Regions from separate parts of the Homo sapiens genome. Here region 1 is linked to region 2. The links are chromatin loops, found by intact Hi-C in ENCODE. Cell type or tissue: endothelial cell of umbilical vein. All regions are shown on one strand.

The links. A loop is a pair of places that touch in the nucleus more often than their neighbours do. Peaks named below come from ENCODE experiments on the same cell type or tissue, not always from the same donor. Only the 100,000 strongest peaks of a DNase experiment are listed, where the experiment ranks them.
Region 1: it touches region 2 in a loop (2.5-fold over the local background); 12 of 110 quality-filtered maps call a loop at or near these places.

Annotation. Positions count from the first base shown.
Region 1 is chr9:34,236,300-34,244,299 of GRCh38, reverse strand. It overlaps UBAP1 (ubiquitin associated protein 1), which reads right to left. Exons shown (of 7, transcript NM_016525.5): 4 at 2,192-3,115. Among named protein-coding and RNA genes, the nearest start is that of UBAP1, 61 kb to the right of the region's middle. In endothelial cell of umbilical vein, no CTCF peak of the experiment used is centred here; a DNase peak (open chromatin) is centred at 4,069.
Region 2 is chr9:34,183,392-34,191,391 of GRCh38, reverse strand. All of the region lies in intron 1 of UBAP1 (ubiquitin associated protein 1), which reads right to left. It overlaps LOC114224 (a long non-coding RNA gene), which reads right to left and starts at 5,117. Exons shown (of 1, transcript XR_158845.6): 1 at 3,260-5,117. In endothelial cell of umbilical vein, no CTCF peak of the experiment used is centred here; a DNase peak (open chromatin) is centred at 4,971; H3K27ac peaks cover 1,548 bases.

The DNA.
Region 1 (8,000 bases), 53 kb before region 2:
CAAACATCACATGTTCTCACTTATGTGTGTGATCTAAAAATCAAAGCAATTGAACCCATGGACATAGACACTAGAAGGATGGTTACCACAGGGGCTGAGAAGGGTAGTAGTCGGGGGCTGGTGGTTAATAGGTACAAAAAAAATAGAAAGAATGGCTGTGTGCGGTGACTCACACCTGTAATCCCAGCATTTGGGAGGCCGAGGCGGGCGGATCACGAGGTCAGGAGTTCAAGACCAGCCTGGCCAAGATGGTGAAACCCCGTCTCTACTAAAAATACAAAAATTAGCTGCGCATGGTGGCAGGCGCCTGTAATCCCTGCTACTCTGGAGGCTGAGGCAGAAGAATCCCTTGAACCCAGGAGGCAGAGGTTGCAGTGAGCCAAAATCACGCCACTGCACTCCAGCCTGGGCGACAGAGCGAGACTCTGTTGAAGAAAAAAGCAAAGAAAAAAATAGAATAAGATCTACCATTTGATAAGACAACAGGGTGATTATAGTCAATATTTAATTGGCCAGCCACTGTGGCTCACACCTGTAATCCCAGCACTTTGGGAGGCTGAGGCGGGTGGATCACTTGAGCACAGGAGTTCCAGACCAGCCTGGCCAACATGGCGAAACCCTATCTCTGCTAAAAATACAAAAATGAGCCGAGCACGATAGCACATGCCTGTAATCCCAGCTACTTGGCAGGCTGCGAGAGGCAGGACAATCGCCCGACCCTGGGAGGTGGAGGTTGCAGTGAGCAGAGATCACACCACTACATTCCAGCCTGGGTGACAGAATTAGAATCTGTCTCAAAAAAAAAAAAAAGAAAAAAGAAACACCAGAACTCCAGCTCTGTTTATACCTGCAGGTGGAAGGCAGCAAATTCTCAAGCCAACAAGAAGCAGGCCTCTTCCCATCCTGAGATGAACAGGTCAGAAAGAAACTCCCATCATCAGGCTGGTCAAAGAATGACAAGCGTTCTAGTTTGAGAAAGATCTCTGCTGTTAGTTTATTGGCTTTGATCTCTAAATGGTTAATCTAACTTTAAATGAGAGGAAGGGAGTGTTGGCCAAGGATCCCTGATCTTTTCCAGGGAGATTTTAATTTCTCTAAAGCATTCAAAGTACCATGAAAAGGAAGAAGTACAGTGCTGACCAGAGCCCAACAACTGACCAAGAGGAATTAGAATGAAGCCCACTCCAAGAAGATAATAATGGTGTTCGGCACTCTATCAAGTTTACCCGGGCCAAGGTTTATGGAAGTTTACAAGCAGCTATGAGCTCTCTGACAATAGAAGCATTCACACAGACTATCATTGACCAAGAATGCTATTACTGGGACTTGTAAAGCAGGCCAAGATTTTGTATCTTTTTACCAGCTAATAGCAGGCTTGTTATGGTCTCTGACAGATATCCCACCAATATACTCAGGCTCCTTTTTGGCTCTAAATAGTCTCTTGATGTGCTTTTACATTAAAAAATCTGTAAGCTGGCCGGACACAGCGGCTCACCCCTGTAATCCCAGGAATTTGGGAGGTGGAGGCAGGTGGATCAACTAAGGTCAGGAGTTTGAGACCAGCCTCGGAAACGTGGTAAAACCCCGTCTCTACTAAAAATACAAAAATTAGCTGAGTGTGGTGGCATATGCCTGTAGTCCCAGCTATTCGGGAAGCTGAGGCAGGAGAATTGCGTGAGAGGTGGAGGTTGGCAGTGAGCCGAGATGGTGCCACTGCACTCCAGCCTGGGCGACAGAGCAAGACTCTGTCTCAAAAAAAAGAAAGGAAAAGAAATCTGTAAGCTGGTGTAGCAAAAGGTTCTTGACTTCTATTGATTTCTATTCTAGAATGCAATAATGTGTTGTTCTGTACTGCCAGTCTTGGTGGCTCACACCTGTAATCCCAGCACTTTGGAAGGCCAAGGCAGGCAGATAACTTGAAGTCAGGAGTTTGAGACCAGCCTGGGCAACGTGTCAAAACCGCATCTCTACAAAAAACACAAAAATTAGGTGTGATGGCATGTGCCTGTTGTCCCAACAGGCTTGAGCCCGGGAGGTCGAGGCTACAATAAGGTACGATCACACCACTGCATTCCAGCCTGGGCAACAGAATGAGACCCTGTCTCGAAAAAAATCAACCAAACAACAAGAAAAAACATAATCCCTGTCATCAGGAAAATATGGGAGTCGGCGGGGGATTTAAAAGACTTACCGTGGGACCAGTATTTGGAGGTGATGATTCCTCTGTGCACACAGACAAAACAGAGAGGGAAGGCATCTGGGAGGATGTCAGGGCTGGCATCTCTGTGCCACTGTCCAAGTTCAAAGCTGAAAGCCCAAGAGTGTGATGCCCATTGAGCTCACTGGCACTGCTTTGGGTGGAAGGCTTTAGGGAATTCTGGAACGTGCCATTGCGGAGGCAGGATGTGCTATGGAAAGTGCTCGCCAGCTTGGCTGTCTTCTGATTGCTGTCATCAGAGTCAAGTTTGGGGAAAGACAGGGATTTGATATTGCTTACTGCAGGTATAGGGGGGAGGGACACTTTGGAAGACAGTGACATCTTTTCACAGTTGCCCAACTGTGGTAAGGTTATAAAGCCATTGGGTTTATGAAGAGGCTTGAAATCTAGGGTTGCCCGTTCCAAGGATGCCAGGACCTCCTCATCCTGTAACACAGACCCAGAGCCTCCCCTGGGCAAGTTATTGTCCAATAACTGAGCCATAATGGGTCCAGTGGTTCCTACCAGAATATTTCTCAGCTCTTCCTTCTCATCAATAGTTTTTAACTCCAGATTATCAAATGGGTCTTCTTCACACTCAAAGTCAGCAAGATTGAAATCCGCCTTTATGTGAGGTGGGCTGAGAACTTTCTGTTTCGTGGCACTACTGCTGACCCGAGTTGGTGTGAGGATGCTGTTGTGCTGCAAGCTGGCGAGGATGGGGTTAATAGGAGGTGGCATTGTGGCTGTACTGTGAGTCTTGGAGAAGCTCATTTTGCTATCGCCCTCTGGGCCACTCTTAGAATTCACTTTAGCTTCTGCTTCCGCAATTTTGCACTCTGCTTCCCGCTCGGCTTCTTCGATTTTCTTAATCTCTTCAGCCCACTCAATGGTTTTCTTTTCCAAAGAGAAGTCATACTGCAAAGATATAGCAGAGGAAGGGGGTGTGAACCCAGGTGGCCATCTTTACCCCACCACCCAATTCACTCCTTCCTCACTCCTGGTGCAAGAGGATAACCGGACAAGGCAGCATTTAAGGCGTGTGGGATGATCCCCACTTAAAAAGAGTAAGGCTTCCAATGTCCTTGTAAGATTTAACCAAACTATGTTCCCACAAGCCTCTTGTGGGCAGCAACCTGGCTACAGACCCTCCTTGGATCTCTATTATCTAGCACAATGTCCTAAACAAATCCCATGCTAGGTAATGATAGCCCCAAACATGTAAGAAATACCTGTAAGGTGCCATGCATGATTCTAAACACTTTTTATGCATTAACTCTCTAGATTTTCTCAATAACCTTTTAAAGTAACTACTATTATTCCTACTTAACAGGATCTACAACCAAGCATAAAGCTGGTAGCTAAATGGAAGAGCCTGGATTTGAACCCAGGCAGTCTGACTACAGATTCTATGCTCTTAAACCACTATCTATTAGATTATGATGAACAGGTTGCAGTTAAAATGCAGAAAAACTTATAAGAAATCAGATTAAGATTTTTACACAGCAAATTACACAAAGAGCCACTTCATGGTTCTTTAACAATATCTTAAGTATAGCTCAATTTACAAAAATTTATTTTGCACACTTAAGAGAAACAGACCTATTATATAAAGCAACATTCACATAGGACAGGAAAAAACAAAATCTTTGGCTTTCACCCCAAAGCACTAGAGCTAAACAGTATCTGTGTTAATGTCCAAGGTGAGAGACACACTAAAAGTAAAAAAGGGGGAAAAGAGAGGTCTAACGTGCTAACACCAGAATTTTAGAGAAGAAACATAGGAAAGAGCCCCTGGTCATACTCAAGCCATTCAAATTCAAACAACAAAAGAGAAGCCTAGAAAGGCACATGACAAGAAGTTACTTTACATCCTGAGCCAGCTGCTGTGCCTCAGATAGACATATGGGGGGATCACTGGGCTTCCTTTCTACCACTAATGGAACAATGAGAAAAGAGCAGTGGCAATGACTCTGCTCTTCTAACTGTGGAGAAAACCCAATTTTGCAATTGGTTCCCCTAATAAAAATGGAGGCTATAACTAACTTCCCATTGCCCTATAAACATTGTTCTTTGAAGTTTTATTTTAAAAAAATTGGAAATTTCTTTCCTTTTCTAGCAAACATTTATTGAACTTTTGTTTTTTAGTTACCAAAGTAATGTAGAATACTTGGAACGCAGAAAAAGCAGGGTGCGGTGCAGGGAGGGAGGGGGCTGAGGATGGCAGAAATATTAAAGTAGAAAAGAATGTGGTTTTGGAGTATAATAATAAATAATGTCATCTTGTATTTATGGAGTTCCAGGAACCAGAGTAAGCATTATAAATGCATTATTTAACTCTTCTAACAACCTTAAAAGCTAATCATCCTCATCCTCCCTTTACAGATGAAGAAATTGAGGCTTGCAGAAGTTAAAAAATCTGTCCAAGATTATATAGCTATTACAGGTCAATTCTCCAGCACATGTATGAGTGACACCAGAGGATGTTCTAAACCATGACACTAAGGGCTACCTCACGTGAGCCACATTCAACAGAAGCTTTCTGGACCCTAGAAGCAAGGGCTGTGTATGTTTTACTGGCTCACTCTAAAGAAATTTTAGCTGAAAAGTTGAGTTTGTATTGTCATGCAAAGGCAAATATGACAGTTATAGGAACTTTCAAGCCATCTGTCTAGAGCTCTAGGTCTGACTGTTCTCTGGGTACGGAGGGGACCAGATACAACACTACAACCCCATGGAGACTCCAGACAGTCAAAGTTTAAGGCTGCTTTGTAGGCCAGACAGGCTTGGCCTCCTTTGAGAGGCCAAGGTGGGCGGATCACTTGAGGTCAGGAGTTCGGGACCAGCCTGGTCAACATGGCAAAACCCTGTCTTCTACTAAAAATACAAAAATTAGCCAGGTGTGGTGGCACATGCCGTAGTCCCAGCTACTCAGGAGGCTAAGGCAGGAGAATCTCTTGAACCTGGGAGGTGGAGGTTGCAGTGAGCCAAGATGGCGCCACTGCACTCCAGCCTGGGCAAAAGAGCAAGACTCCATCTCAAAAAAAGATTGCTTTGTGCATTAGAGAACAAAAATATTTCACATGGCCCACATTGGAATGGAGCTCTTAGCTTTGATCTCCTTTTGTTATCAGTGGGTGCTATGAGCACAGTGAGCACATACCATGCTTTTATTGGTGCTTCAGACTGACCAAATGGGAAATTCCCAGCAAAGCCTAAATCGACAATTTGGGAATCAAAACAAGTTTTCTGAAGGCATCAGTAAAGCAGTGAATAATGAGAAACAAGACAGGTGTTTTTAAATCATATTGCTAATAGTATCATGTACAAAGGTAAGTAATGACTATTTGTTATTGCCAATAAAAAAATTCTTACACAAATAAAACATGGAAAAACGTTACAAAGTAGGTCTATCTCTCTTCTGGCCCAATAAAGTCTCCATACACAAAAGGAACATTAATTCAGTATTAAAGATACTTAAGATGCTTGACACCATTAGACATGAAAGAAATGCAAATAAAAACCACAATGAGAGACAACTTCTCACCCACAAGAATGTATATAATGAAAACGAGTTAATAAGAGTGGGCAAGGAAGTGAAGAAATTGGTACCCTCTTGTAGTGCTGCTGGGATTGTAAAATTGTGCAGCCACTTTGGAAAAATAGCAGTTCTTTAAAATGTTAAACATAGAGTTACTATGACCCAGCAATGCCATTCCTATACATTATACCCAAGAAAACTGAAAACATGTGTCCACACAAAAATCTGTTTACAGATGTTCAGAGCATCATTATTCATAATAGCCGAAAATTAGAAACTACCACAATGTCCCATCAACTGATGAACAGATAAACAAAGTGTGTTATATCCAAACAATGAAATATTATTCACCTACAAAAATAAATGAAGTACTAATACCTCATTCATACAACGTGGATAAACCTTGAAAACATTATGCTAAGTGAATAAGCCAGTCACCAAGGCTGCTACTGCAGAATTCCATTTATATGAAATGGCCAGAATAGGCAAACCCATAGAGACAGAAAGTAGATACTGGTTGCCAGAGGCTGCGAGGAGGCTGCCAGAGGCTGTGGGGAGTGACTTCTAGTGGACACTGGGTTTCCTTTTGGGGTGATGAAAATGTTCGGGAATTAGATAGTAATGATTATTACACAACTATGTGAATATATTAAAAATCACTGAACTGTATGTATACCTTAAAAAGGTGAATTTTGGCCGGGCATGGTGGCTGACACCTGTAATCCCAGCACTTTGGGAGGCTGAGGTGGGCAGATCACTTGAGGCCAGGAGCTCAAGACCAGCCTGGGCAACATGATGAAACCCCATCTCTACAAAAAATACAAAAATTAGCCAGGCATGGTGGTGCATGCCAATAGTCCCAGCTACTCAGGAGGCTGAGGAGGGAGGATCACCAAGCTCAGGGAGGTCGAGGCTGCAGTGAGCCATGACTGTGCCACTAGACTCCACCCTGAGTGACAGAGTGAGACTGTGTCTACAAATAAACCAAAAAAAGTTTTTTTTTAAAAAAAGGTAAATTTCATGGTATGTGAATTATATCTCAATAAATATTTTTTTTCTCCCAAAAGTAACTGAAGTTCCCTCATTATGATTACTTACTGCATATAGACTTTGGAAGATAAAAAAAGTAATACCTTTTAGAATAAAATGGTGATGCCTTAGTGAATTCCAGAAAAACAAAACTTCTTTTCCTGAAAGCTGCATTTTTAAAAATCTTCTTAAGTCACAGGAAGAAGAGTTAAAGTACCATATTTTTCTGTTGCTCTAGGTAACTTCTCTCAACTGTAAGTACCTTGAGGGCAGTGATTAAGGCATTTATCTCTACCTGCAGTGCCCAGTAGACCACCTCTCATAAACATGCGTTTAGTAAATGTGTACTGCAGTAAGTAAGTAACACAGGGCTATTTGTTGCTTTCAAGGAGTAACTCAGTACATTTCTATATAACTGAGCCTTAAAGATGGGAGGACTGAGAAAGAAGCCCTCGAAGAGATAGCATTTACACGCAATCTAGAATAGATTTGAACGGAGTTTTCAGTATAGTGAGAAAAAGAATATTCCAGGTGGAGATAACGGCTCATGAGCAGAAGCAACATATAGAGAGATAACGTACAAGGTCTAACAGACTACTAGTAACGTGGTTTGGAGGGAACATGGAGGAGGTGATGAGCTCAATTGCTTTGTCATAACCTTATGTCTAGACTATACTCAATAAGGACTGGTTAGTCATTGAACCCTTTTGAACAGTTATGAAAAGGGATGTGACAATTTAAAACTTTAAGATCATTCTAGAAACTATGTAAAAAATAGAAGGAAAACACCGCAAGCAGAAGGGCCAATTAAAGAGGCTACTGCAACAGCCCAGGTGAAAAATGAGGTCAGGCTGAACTGCAATGTGAGACACAGCAAATCTAACTTGAGTGACTGAAAAGAGAATGAGGACATTAGCAGAGAAAGGGAAAGAGGTGAAAAAGCTAGTTAAATGGGCAATGGGAATTTGGTCTGTGTGAGGTACAGGGCCCCAGGAATATACAATCTAACAGAGGACACAAAATCTGTATGTGTGTATAACAATGTGAGCCAGGCAACAATAGGAGCTATAAGAAACAAAAATAAGATAATACAGTCATAATGACAAGGATACGCTCTAAAAAATGCATGTTAGGTGATTTCATCGGTGAGGGCAGAGTGTATTTACACAAACCTAGATGGTACAGCCTGCTATACACCTAGGCTATACGGTATTGCTATGGTACAGTATTGCT
Region 2 (8,000 bases):
GGCACAGTGGATCACACCCACAATCCTGGTGCTTTAGGAGGCCAAGGTGGGAAGACTGCTTGAGGCCAGAAGTTTCAGACCAGGGAACATAGCAAGACCCCATCTCTATAAATAAATAAATACAAACTCTCAAGCCCACACCAGAGCTACTGACTCAGAATCTACATTTTAATAATACATCCAAGTTATCCATACACACACTAAAACTTTGAGAATCACTGACCTACAACAGTGCTGTCCAGCAGAACTTTCTACACTGATGAAAATGTTTTATATCTCCACTGTCAATGTTGGAGACATATCAGACAGGACAGATACAGAATGTCTCAAATTAGAACTGCACCTAAACATAATTTCTTATACTACTAAATGAAATAAATCTCCATTACTCTAATATATATATGCTCTTCCACTAAATATAATGCCAGTAATATATCCAGAGCAGGCTGGGCACTGTGACTCACACCTGTAATTCCAACACTTTGGGAGGCCGAGGCAGGTGGATCACCTGAACTTAGGAGTTTGAGACCAGCCTGTGCAACATGATGAAACCCCATCTCTACAAAAAATACAAAAAAAAAAAAAAAAAGAGCCAGGCATGGTGGCATGAGCCTGCAGTCCCAGCTACTCGGGAGGCTGAGGTAGGAGAATCACCTGAACCCAGGAAGTCAAGGCTGCAGCAGTGAGCTGTGACTGCATCACTGCACTCCAGCCTGGGCAACAGAGCGAGACCCTGTCTCCAAAAAAAAAAAAAAAAAGAAAGAAAGAAAGGAAAAAAGATTCCCTATTAAATTACAAGAACTGCCAGGCATGGTGGCTCAAGTCTGTAATCCCAGCACTTTGGGAAGCTGAGGAAGGTGGATCCCCTGAGATCAGGAGTTCAAGACCAGCCTGGCCAACATGGTGAAACCCCATCTCCACTAAAAATAAAAAATTTAGCCAGGCATGGTGGCAAGGGCCTGTAATCCCAGCTACTCAGGAGGCTGAGGCAGGAGAATCGCTTGGACCCAGGAGGCAGAGGTTGCAGTGAGCCAAGACCACACCACTGCACTCCAGTCTGGGTGACAGAGTGGGACTCCACCCCAAAAAATAAATAAATTACAAGAACTAGCTAATATTTCTTCTTCAAGAAAACGGATAGGACACGACATAAACAATTAAAGACCTTCCGTGATTTTTGTTTAAGATTTTATTAACATTAAATTTTTTTAACTTTTAAGTTCAGGGGTACATGTGAAGGTTTGTTACATAGGTAAACTTGTGTCATGGGGGTTGTTGTACAGATTATTTCATCACCCAGGTATTAAGCCTGGTATCCATTAGTTATTTTTCCTGATCCTCTCCCTTCTATTTTTGCTAAAGTATTTTCAGAAAACAAAAGTTGTTAAGTTTGTTTCCTTTGGCTAGAATATCTCGGAAATATAATAAACCTTTGATGAAAGAATTAAATATGTCTGGCCAGGAGCAGTGGCTCACACCTGTAATCCCAGCACTTTGGGAGGCTGAGGCGGGTAGATCACCTGAGGTCAGGAGTTCAAGTCCAGCCAGACCAACACGGAGAAACACCGTCTCTACTAAAAATACAAAATTAATCGAGCATGGTGGAGCACGCCCGTAATCCCAGCTACTCGGGAGACTGAGGCAGGAGAACTGCTTGAACCCAAGAGGCAGAGGCTGCAGTAAGCCAAGATTGTACCATTGCACTCCAGCCTGGGCAACAAGAGCAAAACTCCGTCTCAAAAAATAATAATAATAATAATAATTTCCAAATTTGAAAGTTCACAAACTACCCCTAAAGTCTGCTCCAGCAGTGATTTTTAATTTGGCTGACCATTTGACCTTGAATTCCACCCATGCAGCCAGATCACTTCTCTCATGAGGTATCCTATAAGACATAATGATCGGCCGGGTGCGGTGGCTCATGCCTGTAATCCCAGCACTTTGGGAGGATGAGGCAGGTGGATCATTTGAGTTCAGGAGTTTGCGACCAGCCTAGCCAACATGGTGAAACCCCATTTCTACTAAAAATATAAAAATTAGCCAGGCATGGTGGCACGTGCCTGTAATCCCAGCTACTCGGGAGGCTGAGGTGAAAGAATCACTTGAACCCTGGAGGAGGAGGTTGCAATGAGTCAAGATCGCACCACTGCACTCCAAGCTAGGCGACACAGCAAGACTCTGTCTTTAAAAAAAAAAAAAAAAGATATAATGATCTACTAGAAGAAAGAAATGGGGAAGTTACTGCCCATATCCTTCCCCATGAAACTACTGAAGGAAATGTTAACACTCCCAAACTATAGAAAGATTTTAGGATTAGGAAGATTCCATTCTTACCAGTAAGGATGCAAACCCCACCTGGGACCAAGACCATGATGATGAGATGAAGCAAAAGACAGGCAAAGCCAGCCTAATCTTTTTTATTTTTTATTTTTTGGAGATGGAGTTTCACTCTTGTCGGCCAGGCTGGAGTGCAATGGTACGATCTCGGCTCACCGAAACCTCTGCCTCCCGGCTTCAAGCAATTCTCCTGCCTCAGCCTCCTGAGTAGCTGGGATTACAGGAATCCACCACCATGCCTGGCTAATTTTTCTATTTTTAGGAGAGACAGGGTTTCACCATGTTGGCCAGGCTGGTCTCGAACTCCTGACCTCAGGTGATCCACACGCCTCAGCCTCCCAAAGTGCTGGGATTACAGGCGTGAGCCAACGCACCCGGCCCAAGACAGACTAATCTTGAGTTTCCAATAGGTTACTAAAGGAGGCTGGAATAGGCCAGTGGTAGTAACAAACAACAGAAAAAGGCAGGAAGTTAAAGGTAGCTGAAAGCACCAGGCATGGTGGCTCACGTCTGTAATCCCAGCACTTGGGGAGGCCGAAGCAGGTGAATTACTTGAGGCCAGGCATTTAAGACCAACCTGGGTACCAGGGCAAGATCCCATCTCTTTAAAAAAAAAAAAAAAAAAAAAAAAGCTGAAGACTAAGTTTAGCATTCAAATTGCTTTACTTTGTTGCTCTCTTCTATTTACCCATCAAATCTGATGGTAACTAAAAATTTCCTGTTACACTTTTCTGTATTTCATGAAGGACACTATAAACTATGGTAGTTACATAAGTACGGATTCCCAATGATCTAAGAGTATGCCTTTCATAAATGTCAAAGGTATACTATTTGTATAAATAAACAGTATTTGTGTTGTATTTTTAATCTGGTGGTTGTAAACAGTATTTGTAGTGTATTTTTAATCTGGTGGTTGTTTTACATTTCTTTTTTTTTTTTTTTAGTGAACCCAAATTACTCAGATGTTTTATATTTCAGTGTGATCCTCGCCCAGATCAAATACTTGACTCCTTAGAAGAATAATTCCTAAAGTCAAAGTAATCACTAGTCTTCTCATTGAAAAAAAGAAAAAATGTTTTTTAGCAGCTTTAATACACAACATAGAAAAATCAATGCCACCAAGATGTATATATGTATTTATACATATACCTTAAGTCATAAGGGTTTAATGGTAGATAGGAGACACACAAGTCCAAGGAACTGGACAGTTTTGTTTTTTTTTTTAAAAAAAGCAAAAAACATTCTTCTAAGATGTTTCCATATCAACTCTTCCACAATCTACAATTATTCTTGATAAGATAGGAGACACACAAGTCCAAGGAACCGGACAGAGTTTAAAAAAAAAAGCAAAATACATTCCTCTGTTTCCATATCAGCTCTTCCACAATCCACAACTATTCTTGATAAAGCCCAACACTGTAAAAACTAGACATCAAAAAAAATTTGAATATATTTTAGTGAAAGTGCTAACAGCTTAGACTGAATGACACACTATCAATTGTATATAATACTGTCCACACAAAGAAAGGTCTCATTGTCAAATCACATTAACATTTAATAAGATGCACATCTCATTCACAAATCTGTTGGTGTCTCAGTTTGGACAATGTATGAAACCCACATGTAAGGCACAATCCAACCTCCTTTTAAAACCCTGTGGCCCTATAACTCCAAAGATAATAAGAAAGCAACTTCTAAGAAGTCTGCCTTTGTAATCAAGCAAATATTGGAAATAAATGTCAGATGAGATATACCACATTATAGATAGGTATACTACTGTATTTATTAAAACAACATGCCTGGCAGCAAAGAAGGATTTCCCAAATTTGATACAACAAGCACAAACCAGCCGGGCGCAGTGGCTCACGCCTGTAATCCCAGCACTTTGGGAGGCCCAGGCGGGTGGATCACCTGAGGTCAGGAGTTCAAGACCAGCCTGACCAATATGATGAAACCCTGTCTCTACTAAAAATACAGAAATTAGCTGGGCGTGGTGGCAGGCACCTGTAATCCCAGCTACTCGGGAGGCTGAGACAGGAGAATTGCTTGAACCCAGGAGGCGGAGGCTGCAGTGAGCCAAGATCACGCCATTGCACTCCCGCATGGGCAACAAGAGCGAAACTCCATCTCAAAAAATAAAAAATAAAAAATAAAAAAAAACACAAAACACAAACCATGAAAGACTGAAAAATTCAGTTCATTACAATTAGGAGCTTTTCTCACCAGAAGACTATGAAGAGATGAAAAGACAAGTCACAAATTGGGAAAGGATATTTGCAACCTATAAATTAACAAATAATTAGTATCCAGAATATATAAAGAACTCTTAAAAATAAATCAGAAAAAGAGAAAAGACCAAAAAAATAGGCAACGAAATTGAATATACACTTCGCAGAAGCACAAATGACCAACGAAAATACATGAAAAGATGCCCAGCTTCAGGAAATGCTGATAAAAAACACTATAGATACAATTTCAAACCCACCAGATTAGAAAAAAAAAATTAATTTAAAATCTGACAATATCAAGTGTTGAGGAGGAAGTGAAGCAGCCAAAACACACACTGCTGGCTCTTGACTCAGTAACCACAAGATTAACAATTACCATGAGCCAATTCAGTGACTCAAAACACTGGAAGTGTTTGGTAAGCATTAAGCAACTGATAATGACCAATCAAGCATTCTGAGAACACATGAGGATTACTGCCAAATACAAATTTTGGCCCTTAATGAACCGGATCCAATCTGACTCAGCAATATAAAAAAGAAACTTTCAGTCATTTATCCAGTTTATCCAGTTTATTTTGTGAAGTACAAAATAATCAGGTATTCATTTCCTCCTAGAATTCTGATGACATAATGTGACTAAAATTTTAATGAACTATTTATCATTCCAGTTACACTATTATTTCAATGAGAACAAGCAGTTCACAATGGTATTACTTTAAAACTAGTGCTTATACCTTATAGGAATTGGAATGGTCCTGTGACCACCTAAGAGGGGCAAAATGGCATAAAAGAATGCAGCATAGGCATTGAGGTTGGACAGATTTCAGTTCAAATTCAGTCTACCTAGTTGTAACCTTAGTTAAGTTACACAACCTCTGTGATCCTGTTTCCTCAATACATAAAAAGCACGCATAACACAACCTACCTACCTAATTCAAGTGTGAGAACTGAATGTGTTTGTTTGTTTGTTTTTCTTTTTTTGAGACAGAGATGCGTTCTGTCAGCCAGGCTGGAGTGCAGTGGCATGATCTAGGCTTACTGCCACCACCGCCTCCCAGGTTCAAGCAATTCTCCTGCCTCAGCCTCCTGAGTAGCTGGGATTACAGGCACCTGCCACCACGCCCAGCTAATTTTTGTCTTTTTAGTAGAGACGGGGTTTCACCGTGTTGGCCAGACTGGTCTTGAAATCCTGACCTCAGGTGATCCACCTGCCTGGGCCTCCCCAAGTGCCAGGATTACAGGCATGACCCACAGCACCCGCCCGAGATTATTTCTTTTGAGGTAGGATCTTGCTCTGTTGCCCAGGCTGGAGTGCAGGGGCATGATCTCAGCTCACTGCAGCCTCGACTTCCTGAGCTCAGGTGATCCTCCTACCTCAGCCTCTCGTGTACCTGGGACTACAGGCATGAACCACCAATCCCAGCTAATTTTTCTGTGACTTCTGTAGAGACAGGTCTCACTGTGTTGTCCAGGCTGGTCTTGAACTTCTGGGCTCAAGCAATCCGCCCGCCTGGGATTCCCAAACTGCTGGGACTACAGGCATGAGCCACTGTGTCTGGCCAAGAACTGAGATTATGTAAAGTGTTTTAACAGGGCCGAGTGCAGTGGCTCATGCCTGTAATCCCAGCACTTTGGGAGGCCGAGGCAGGCAGATCACCTGAGGTCCGAAGTTCGAGACCAGCCTGGTGAATAAGGTGAAACACCATCTCTACTAAAAATACAAAAATTAGCAGGCGTGGTGGCAGGCGCCTGTAATCCCAGCTACTAGGGAGGCTGACACAGGAGAATCGCTTGAACTCGGGAGGTAGAGGTTGCAGTGAGCCGAGATCACACCATTGCACTCCAGCCTGGGGAATAAGAGCGAGACTTCATCTCAAAAAAAAAAAAAAAAAAAAAAAAAGGATTGGCTGGGCGCGGTGGCGCACGCCTGTAATCCCAGCACTTTGGGAGGCCGAGGTGGGAGGATCACGAGGTCAAGAGATCAAGACCATCCTGGCCAACATGGTGAAACCTTGTCTCTACTAAAAATACAAAAATTAGCCGGACATGGTGGCACACCATCTGTAGTCCCAGCTACTCAGGAGGCTGAGGCAGGAGAATCTCTTGAACCTGGGAGGTGGAGGTTACAGTGAGCCGAGATTGTGCCACTGCACTCCAGCCTGGCAACAGAGCGAGACTCTCTTTTTTTTTTTTTTTCAGACGGAGTCTCGCTCTATTGCCCAGGCTGGAGTGCAGTGGCGTGATCTTGGCTCACTGCAAGCTCCACCTCCCGGGTTCACGCCATTCTCCTGCCTCAGCCTCCCGAGTAGCTGGGACTACAGGTGCCCGCCACCAGGCCCGGCTAATTTTTTCTATTTTTAGTAGAGACAGGGTTTCACCGTGTTAGCCAGGATGGTCTCGATCTCCTGACCTTGTGATCCGCCCGCCTCGGCCTCCCAAAGTGCTGGGATTACAGACCTGAGCCACCGCGCCCGGCCCAGAGCGAGACTATCTAAAAAAAAAAGGAAAGAAAGTGTTTAACAATCCTGGCTCATTAGTACATACCCAGTGTCAGCACCCTTTCCTTTGTGAATCTTGCTACTTCCACCTAAAATTTCTAAAACCTGAAATCGTAACTCTCGATTCATAGGAAAATATTACTGTTACCTTCAAGTTATTTTCTAATGTTACAGGACACTGTATGTTACAGGTTGGAAGAGCACTACTCTGCTTGCTTCTTTTTTCTAATTGAACATACTTTTCCTATAAGAAATTCTGGGCCGGGAGCGCTATCTCACACCTGTAATCCCAGCACTTTGGGAGGCCGAAGCGGATGGATCACCTGAGTTGAAGAGTTTGAGACCAGCCTGACCAACATGGAGAAACCCCGTCTCTACTAAAAACACAAAATTAGCCGGGCATGGTGGCACATGCCTGTAATTCCAGCTACTCGGGAGCCTGGGGTAGGAGAATCACTTGAACCCGGGAGGCGGCAGTTGCGGTGAGCTGAGATGGCGCCATTGCACTCCAGCCTGGGCAACAAGAGCAAAGCTCCGTTTCAAAAAAAAAAAACAAAAAACAAACAAAAAAAAAGAAATTCTGAAAAATCCTATTACTTCCTTAGAAATCTGGAAAAGAGGATGGATTTTCATTTGTTTTGGTATAGAAGCAGGGATTCCCATTCTGTGTGGGAAACTACACCCAGGTGATTTCTAAGCTTCTTTTCAGCTTGAGTTTTTTTCTTTTTTTTTAATTGTTAGAAAAAAGGTTTATTTAATGTTTTTTTTTTTTTTTTGAGACGGAGTCTCGCTCTGTTGCCCAGGCTGGAGTGTAGTGGCACTATCTCAGCTCACTGCAAGCTCCGCCTCTGGAGTGGCCGGGTTCACGCCATTCTCCTGCCTCAGCCTCCCGAGTAGCTGGGACTACAGGCACACACCACCACGCCCGGCTAATTTT